Regions from separate parts of the Homo sapiens genome. Here all the other regions are linked to region 3. A link is an interaction called in ENCODE POLR2A ChIA-PET data of the cell type or tissue named here. Cell type or tissue: OCI-LY7. All regions are shown on one strand.

Region 1 (2,500 bases), 74 kb before region 3:
ACCATTAAGCAGAAAAAAGAGAACAACTGTAAACCAAGACTACATGAAGGATTTAGACTTCTTTCACAAGAATAGCTACTGGCAGGTGAAAAGAAACCAATTAAAGCATAATATTAGAGTTATTTTGAAAATAATTTTAAAATCTGGTATTAGAAGGCAAGGAAAAGTTTTCCAGTGGGGTTATATCTTAATCCTAAAGGTAAATGTGATATTCAATTTTATAGTTTGGACAAGCCCATTTTAAGAGAATATGGATATTTTTGTTTCAGTATTGTTTTCTTTAATCAGTGTTAGGGTAACACATCACCATCAAAAGCAGAATAGCATTCGGTCACTATAATAAGGCAATTCTATAGATTAAAAGTATAAATGACATTTCTACTGGTTTACATGCTATATGTAGAGGCCAGTATATATAGACCAGTATATTCTCAGTATATTCCCAGTACCTAGCTAGGGTCTGTCTCATATAGGTAATCAATAAATATTTGCAGATTGCCTCAATAAATGGTCATACACATTATGCTCTAACCTATTCTACTTCCAAATCATCAGTAGCATCCCCTTCTGGAGCTGATGTATTTTTCTCACTTCACTGTTCAGTGTAAAATTAGTCATGATGACCAATCACAAGAGCAATGTTTAGACACTATATATAAAGCACATGTGAGAAAAATGTAGATGAAAGCAGAGTCAAACAGCTAAGTAATGGAAGTTATTTTTTCTCATTAGAAGAATGCAGAAAACAGTGGTATAATTAAATTTGTTTTTATTTTTCCATTGTTGCCATTATTGGGTTGGTTTTTTTTGTCAGTGTTGAAGGTAGTTTTCAGCTTCTAAAAAGAATGATATCGTGGAAATTCTGAATGAACTCAGAGAGGAAGCCATCCTCAGAGAGGTCATTCACGCAAAGTTTGAAAAGCTATTTAACTTCTCCTCATCTGCTAATCCTCATCTGCTTATATTTCATGCTAATACTAAATCAGTACCAGCCTTTTTCAAGTTTACTGTTTCATTCCTTCCTTGAGGCTTAAAGTTCATTCTTACTAGCTAAGGATTTCTCCTTTCAGCTTCTACTGGGCTGGAATAATCAAAGATTTAATTCGTGACTGACTACTCAGTTCAGTATTTAAGTCAGTAAGACATAATTTCTTTAAAAAAACTAAAACTAGACAACCCCGCCTAAGAAACTTAGTTCATTGCAGCTGTTTCCTCCGCTGCCAAAAGGAGCAGGATGTTTCCTATACTTGACTAATTTTAATCACCACTTGGGGCAGTTGTTAGCACAGATTCTGAGACAACTTGGTCTGAAGTAAATTTCAGAAATCTAATTTTTAACAAGCATTCCATAGGATGGTTAGGATCAGGCATATTTGGGAAACTTGGATTCAAAGACTTAAAAGGTATTTTTAGCTCTAAAAATATGCAATTCTAAAAGTCTCTGGATCAGTGGTTTTCAAATTACTCCAAAGAGTCCTAAATATTTCAAAGAGGTGCCCTGGTAGCACTAAGTGGAGGTGGAAGGACCAGAGGGCCTCCAGATCCCCTTCATATACTTCAACCAGAACAGCTAAGTTTTTGTTTTATTTATTGGGGTTTAATTCTGGTAGCACTAAGTGAAGGGGGAAGGACCAGAGGGCCTCCAGATCCCCTTCACATACTTCAACCAGAACAGCTATGTTTTTGTTTTATTTATTGGGGTTTAATTTTCAAGAAAACTTTCACTGGAAGGAAGTCTCCTGATTTGTGGAGTGGGGAGAGAAGTCTCTACATACTTTATTAGCTGAGAACAGATGCAAGGGGTTGAGATGAGAGTTGGGAAAAATTATATTATACTACTGAAATACATACATTTTAAAACTAAAGCAGTCAATAAGGGTTCATAGAGATTGACAACAGCTCTAAAATGAACATCTTAAACCTGTGACTCTTCTGCCTTGACTGAAAAGTTAAAATCTTAACACTTAAATAAAAGCTAGAAGAAAACTAGTGAGGTTAATGCAAAGTAAGCTCTTGAAATGTCTCCTACCACTATCAAGGAAAAAACTATTTATAGATATATTCCATTTAACTATGATACAGAAAAATAAAGTACTAGTTTCCTATCAAGATGAAAACTCAGGCTGAGAAAACAAGGATCACGGTATTGTCGAAGGGATATTGAGATAACTAATCACCCCACATCTCTTTCCCCTTCATCCATTTCTCCCTTCTTTTCTTTACCACGTACAATTCACTCCTAAAATAAGGCTCTTTCTCCAAAGAATCATGCAAATAAATCTAGCTTATTTTTTTTAAAACAGAACCTGCTTTGAAAAAAAAAATGCTAAGTTAGTGAAGAGTAGGAGAATGTCCAAAGAATGATGATTCAGCTCTGCCAGTAACACTTACTTCACAACTCCACGGCGCTAAATTTAGTTCACTGATGCTTCACTTAAATCTTACCTGCAGAGCTTGAGAAGAAAGACAGAGCAAGCTAGAAAACAACAAAGCAGTAATT
Region 2 (2,500 bases), 1.8 Mb before region 3:
TCCAAAAATGTTAAAATGCCCAATTTTCTAATGTTATATGCAAATTCTTTTACATGAGGCTGATTTTTAGTTTTAGGCTTTTTTTCTGCATACAAATTCAGAATTTTAAATATCTGGGACAAATCCCTTAGAAGATTTATTCTGATAATACTGTACCTTTTTCTTATTAAAGTTTTCTGTTATTTGTTTTAATAACCTTCATTAGCCCCTTCCATTAGTTTAGTGACACAATTAAGGTTTGTGTACTTGAATATACCTTGCACCAACTCCATGCCAACATCTGTCACCATTTTGACAATAAGGACGTGGCAGAGGCTGTTGGATTTGTTTCTGCTGCCTGGGTCCTGGGTTTGGAAGCTGCTGTGACATCCCCTGTATATGTGGCTGGGCGAGGTCTCTGGGAGCTGATGGCAATGGGATAGATGGTCCTATTGCTCTTCATCATTACTGTAGCTGTGGGACTCAGAAAAGTACCCCCCTTGCAAAAATGGGGACAGGCAGAGCTCCAGGAAGGGTTCGGGGGGCCTTGGCAGCCTCTGCCTAGGATATTAAAGTTTAATTTGCCTTTACTCTTTGGTTCTATAGGAAGCTGTGGATCGGAAAAGGACCACTTTTATTCTGATGATGACGCAATAGAAGCTGACAGTGAGGGTGATGCTGAGCCCTGTGACAAAGAAAATGAAAATGATGGAGAATCAAGTGTTGGGACTAATATGGGCTGGGCAGATGCTATGGCTAAAGTCCTCAACAAGAAAACTCCTGAAAGTAAACCTACTATTCTGGTCAAAAATAAGAAGCTGGAAAAGGAAAAAGAAAAGTTAAAGCAAGAAAGACTAGAGAAAATAAAACAGGTATGTTCCACCAGTTCTCTTGTAGATTAGATTGTTTGTCTAGGCTAGCTCTTATCTTGACCGAACTGTTTCTTGCAGTGTTTGACCAATTAACGTTCCAGTTTTTAACTTGTTTTTTATGTGAAGGTGGATAACTAAGGTTATGTTTAGGAATTTAGTCTAAATTATTCCATTGAGCATGTTCACTTTTTAATCATCTATGCAAAGGCAAAGTAATAGAAATGTAAACGCTGAGGAAACATCTTTTTAAAATCAAGTAATTATACACATGGTAGTGATTCCTGAGCCTATTTTATTTGTTTTAGCTGTCTGTTTGCTGACTTTATTAGGTTGTGAACTAAGAAGCATGTTAGTTACTTTTTTTTTTTGCCAAAACTTATTTTACAATAGGAATCTGTGACAATGTCGTAACTCAAGGATTGGTTGTAGTTCTGAAAACGGATTATTTCAGTGTTAGATACAAATCAGTGTTGGATAAATTTGAATTCATTATGCTTTTGTTGAACTACTGATGATAGTTGTTAGACTAGGTATAATCTATTAATTAAAGGCCAAAAGTTGTACATAAATTTGTGGTTTATTATAAAAGCTAAAAATCCATGATAAGGCTTTCATATCACCTGTACTTGATGATCTCTGTCTAAAATACTTGGTTACTAAATTAAGCATGTTTTTTAATTAAAGAAAAATAACTTTCTACAAATGTACTGGCAGCATAGAAGTACTAATTCCCAAAGTCACTTCATAGGTAAAAATGAAAGAAACATAGGTTTGAACTGACATATATTTCCTTTTATGTTTACCATCTCCTTTTCTTGTTTCAAGATGAATGTTTTCTTTGTTCTTAATACTGGTTGCTCTGTGTGAAAGGTGGAAATTTTTAAGTATTGCTCTTAGAAACACAGCATACTCTATTATTAATTCAATATTCTTATTGTACTTTATTTAAGGTAAGTTTTGTCTTTAAATCTTATGGATAGCTTTTCAACTGAAAATTTGAATCTTTGTTTATTATCTGGCAAATGCTAGAAGAGGCTTCAAAAATATCAGAATCTTTGATTTCCTCTGGTCTCAGAGTTCTAGTGAGGGTAAGAACATTTTGAAGCCAAGAGGAATGAGTCTGTAACTCTGCTCTAGGCCAAAGCTTTGAGTGCTAGAGATGATACTGTCTCCATAATGCATGAAAGCACATGTATTGATACCAGAAGCAAGACATGGCAGCTACAAATGCTCTTTGTGTGTATTTCTTAGAAGAGAATATGTAAATTATTATTTCCTAATTTAACTATTATGGTTTTCCAATATATCAGCTACTTATTTCTAATCATAAATACAAAAACAAATTTCAGAGTTAAGAATGTTTCAGGATTAAGCATACATATTATCCTTTGAGTACGGAATATAATTAAGAATTGACTGTTTCAAACTTAAAAGTAAGATTTTAAAAAAAAATTCCTGTCATAATCTGACAGTGAATTTCATGACCACTAAAATGAATTGTCTGGTTAGGAGAATAATCTATTACTTTAGAAAGCTATCAGGCTAATCTTTATAGTGAGCGCAAGAATTTGGTTTTACTGTGATTAGACACTTTCATTAATACAAAATGAGAAATAGAAGAGTAAAGGCATAGATAAAAAAAGAAATTT
Region 3 (2,500 bases):
ACTTTCTTAAAGCAGTTCAAATAACACCATTGTACTTCTTTCTCTACCAGTTTTACATCTTCTGGGCCTTAAAACACTCTTGTGAAGGTGTCTTTCTGAAAGCCTAATCTAAAACAGCACAGTGCTTAAGGGCACAGGCTCTGCAGCCCACTACCTGTGTTCAAATCCTGGCTCAGCTGTGGACCTTGAGAAAACCACTTAAATTCTCTGTGCCCCAATCTGTAAAATGGAGACAATAGTACTCATAGTATAGGGCTGCTGTAATTATTAAATGAGTAACACGTGTAAAGAAAGCGCTTTACCTGGCACAAGGTAAACACCAAATAATACTGGCTAACCATTATTATGATTGTCCTTATTTCGGTTATTTTGCAGGGACATTAGGGCAGTGTTAAGGGCAAAAAGTTCCTGTAGTTTCTCCAACAGTATTCTGACCTTGAGAATACAAAATGATAATCAACATGACCCTCAATCAGAGTATAGTTCAGGCTTTTCTTCATAACATTCTGAGCTTTAGGCTTGGAGAGTAGACAAGAAAAAAAGCTGTATAACACTTAAGGCCATCAACCTAATACCTATCCTTGAGAAGTCTTTACAACTGCCAAAGGGCTAGTTCAGAAGGATGGAAAAAAACAACAGGAATCAAACATTAGTTTCTTCTCATATAACGATTGTGACCATATGAGGATTAGGATCTAAAAATGATGAGTTCCAAGTCAAAATACTAAAATTATTTATATTTTGGAACTTGGCCTGATGATAATGTTCAAGGTCATCTGAAAAAATTAAAATGTAAGCATAATGGAGCAAATTCTGGAAAAAGAACTATGAACAGAGGTACTCCCCTTATCAATTATCAAAATATGATAAAATATGATTTAATCAACATATGATATAAAAGTTTGGCTAGTGAGACAAACTAAGGAAATAAATTGCAGAAATAGAACCGAACACACTAAAGGTAGTGTTTCAAATCATGGGGGAAATTCAATTTTGCATAAATGGCAGGGCAGTCGCTAAACTTTTAAATACTTTTTCTTTTTTTTGATATGTAGTCTCGCTCTGTCGCCCAGGCTAAAGTGCGGTGGCCTGATATCGGCTCACTGCAACTTCCGCCCCCTAGAGTTCAAGCGATTCTCCTGCCTCATATGGCTGAGTAGCTGGAACTACAGGCACGCATCACCACGCCTGGCTAATTTTTTTATATTTTTAGTAGAGATGGGGTTTCACCACATTGGCCAGGCTGGTCTCGAACACCTGACCTCAAGTGATCCACCCTCCTCGGCCTCCCAAGGTGCTGGGATTACAGGCATGAGCCACCATGCCTGGTCTGAGTTGCTAAAGTTTTTCTGAGACAGAGTCTCACTCTGTTGTCCAGGCTGGAGTGCAGTGGCGAGATCACGGCTCACTGCAACCTCCGCCTCCCGGGTTCAGCCGATTCTCCTGCCTCAGCCTCTTGAGTAGCTGGGACTACAGGCACAAGCCACCATGCCAGGCTAATTTTTGTACTGTTAATAGAGATGGGGTTTCACCATGTTGGCCAGGCTAGTCTTGAACTCCTGACCTTGTGATCCGCCTGCCTCCCAAAGTGCTGAGATTACAGGTGTGAGCCACTCCGCCCGGCCTGAGTTGCTAAACTTAAAAAAAAAAAAAAATGAGCCGGGCATATTGGCGGGCGCCTGTAACCCCAACTTCTTGGGAGGCTGAGGCAGGAGAATTGCTCGAACTTGGGAGGCGGAGGTTGCAGTGAGCCGAGATGGTGCCACTGCACTCCAGCCTGGGCGACAGAGCAAGACTCCGTCTCAAAAAAAAAAAAAAAAAAAGTTGAGTCCTTTTTGCATTCTTTTGATATTTTGATATAAATACATTTTGATATAAATACATTTCAATGCATGGTTTATAAAAGTAAAAAAAGAAACCATAAAAGCATGGAAATAAAAATTATAAACTTCATAAGCTTGGTAAATGCCCTTTAAGCATAAAACCAAGAATCCATAAAATATTCTATTGATAAATTTGACTCTATAAAACTAAGAGTTGCTGGGCGCGGTGGCCTGTAATCCCAGCACTTCGGGAGGCCAAGTCGGGCGGATGACGAGGTCAGGAGTTCAAGACCAGCCTGACCAACTTGGTGAAACCCTGTCTCTACTAAAAATACAAAAATTAGCCGGGCTTGGTGGCACGCGCCTGTAATCCCAGCTACTCAGGAGGCTGAGGCAGGAGAATTGCTTGAACCTGGGAGGTAGAAGTTGCAGTGAGCTGAGATCATTTGCACCATTGCACTCCAGCCTGGGTGACAGAGCGAGATTCCGTCTCAAAATCAATCAATCAATAAATAAAAATAAAATTAAAACTTCTACATGGCCAAAATACCATAAACTAAATAAACAGGTACTTGACAAAATGAGAAAAAAATATTGTATCACATACCAGACAAATGACTTAATTTGTAAAAGATCAGTATATAAAAGCTGAATAATCCAATAGAAAAATGAGCAAA

What was found. ChIA-PET counts read pairs that join two places held together with the same protein. Peaks named below come from ENCODE experiments on the same cell type or tissue, not always from the same donor. Only the 100,000 strongest peaks of a DNase experiment are listed, where the experiment ranks them.
Region 1: POLR2A ChIA-PET joins it to region 3 with 7 read pairs; 7 of 35 experiments call an interaction of 5 or more read pairs at or near these places.
Region 2: POLR2A ChIA-PET joins it to region 3 with 6 read pairs; 2 of 35 experiments call an interaction of 5 or more read pairs at or near these places.

What each region holds. Positions count from the first base shown.
Region 1 is chr1:220,011,205-220,013,704 of GRCh38, forward strand. The region is part of intron 12 of EPRS1 (glutamyl-prolyl-tRNA synthetase 1); the gene reads right to left. Among named protein-coding and RNA genes, the nearest start is that of EPRS1, 34 kb to the right of the region's middle. In OCI-LY7, a CTCF peak has its summit at 1,285; a DNase peak (open chromatin) is centred at 1,247.
Region 2 is chr1:218,301,709-218,304,208 of GRCh38, forward strand. It overlaps RRP15 (ribosomal RNA processing 15 homolog), which reads left to right. Exons shown (of 5, transcript NM_016052.4): 2 at 586-851. Among named protein-coding and RNA genes, the nearest start is that of RRP15, 18 kb to the left of the region's middle. In OCI-LY7, no CTCF peak of the experiment used is centred here; no DNase peak of the experiment used is centred here.
Region 3 is chr1:220,085,243-220,087,742 of GRCh38, forward strand. The region is part of intron 1 of BPNT1 (3'(2'), 5'-bisphosphate nucleotidase 1); the gene reads right to left. Among named protein-coding and RNA genes, the nearest start is that of BPNT1, 3.3 kb to the right of the region's middle. RefSeq lists an enhancer at 1,195-1,314. In OCI-LY7, CTCF peaks have their summits at 1,108 (motif pointing left) and 1,314; DNase peaks (open chromatin) are centred at 1,119 and 1,599; H3K4me3 peaks cover 2,500 bases; H3K27ac peaks cover 2,500 bases.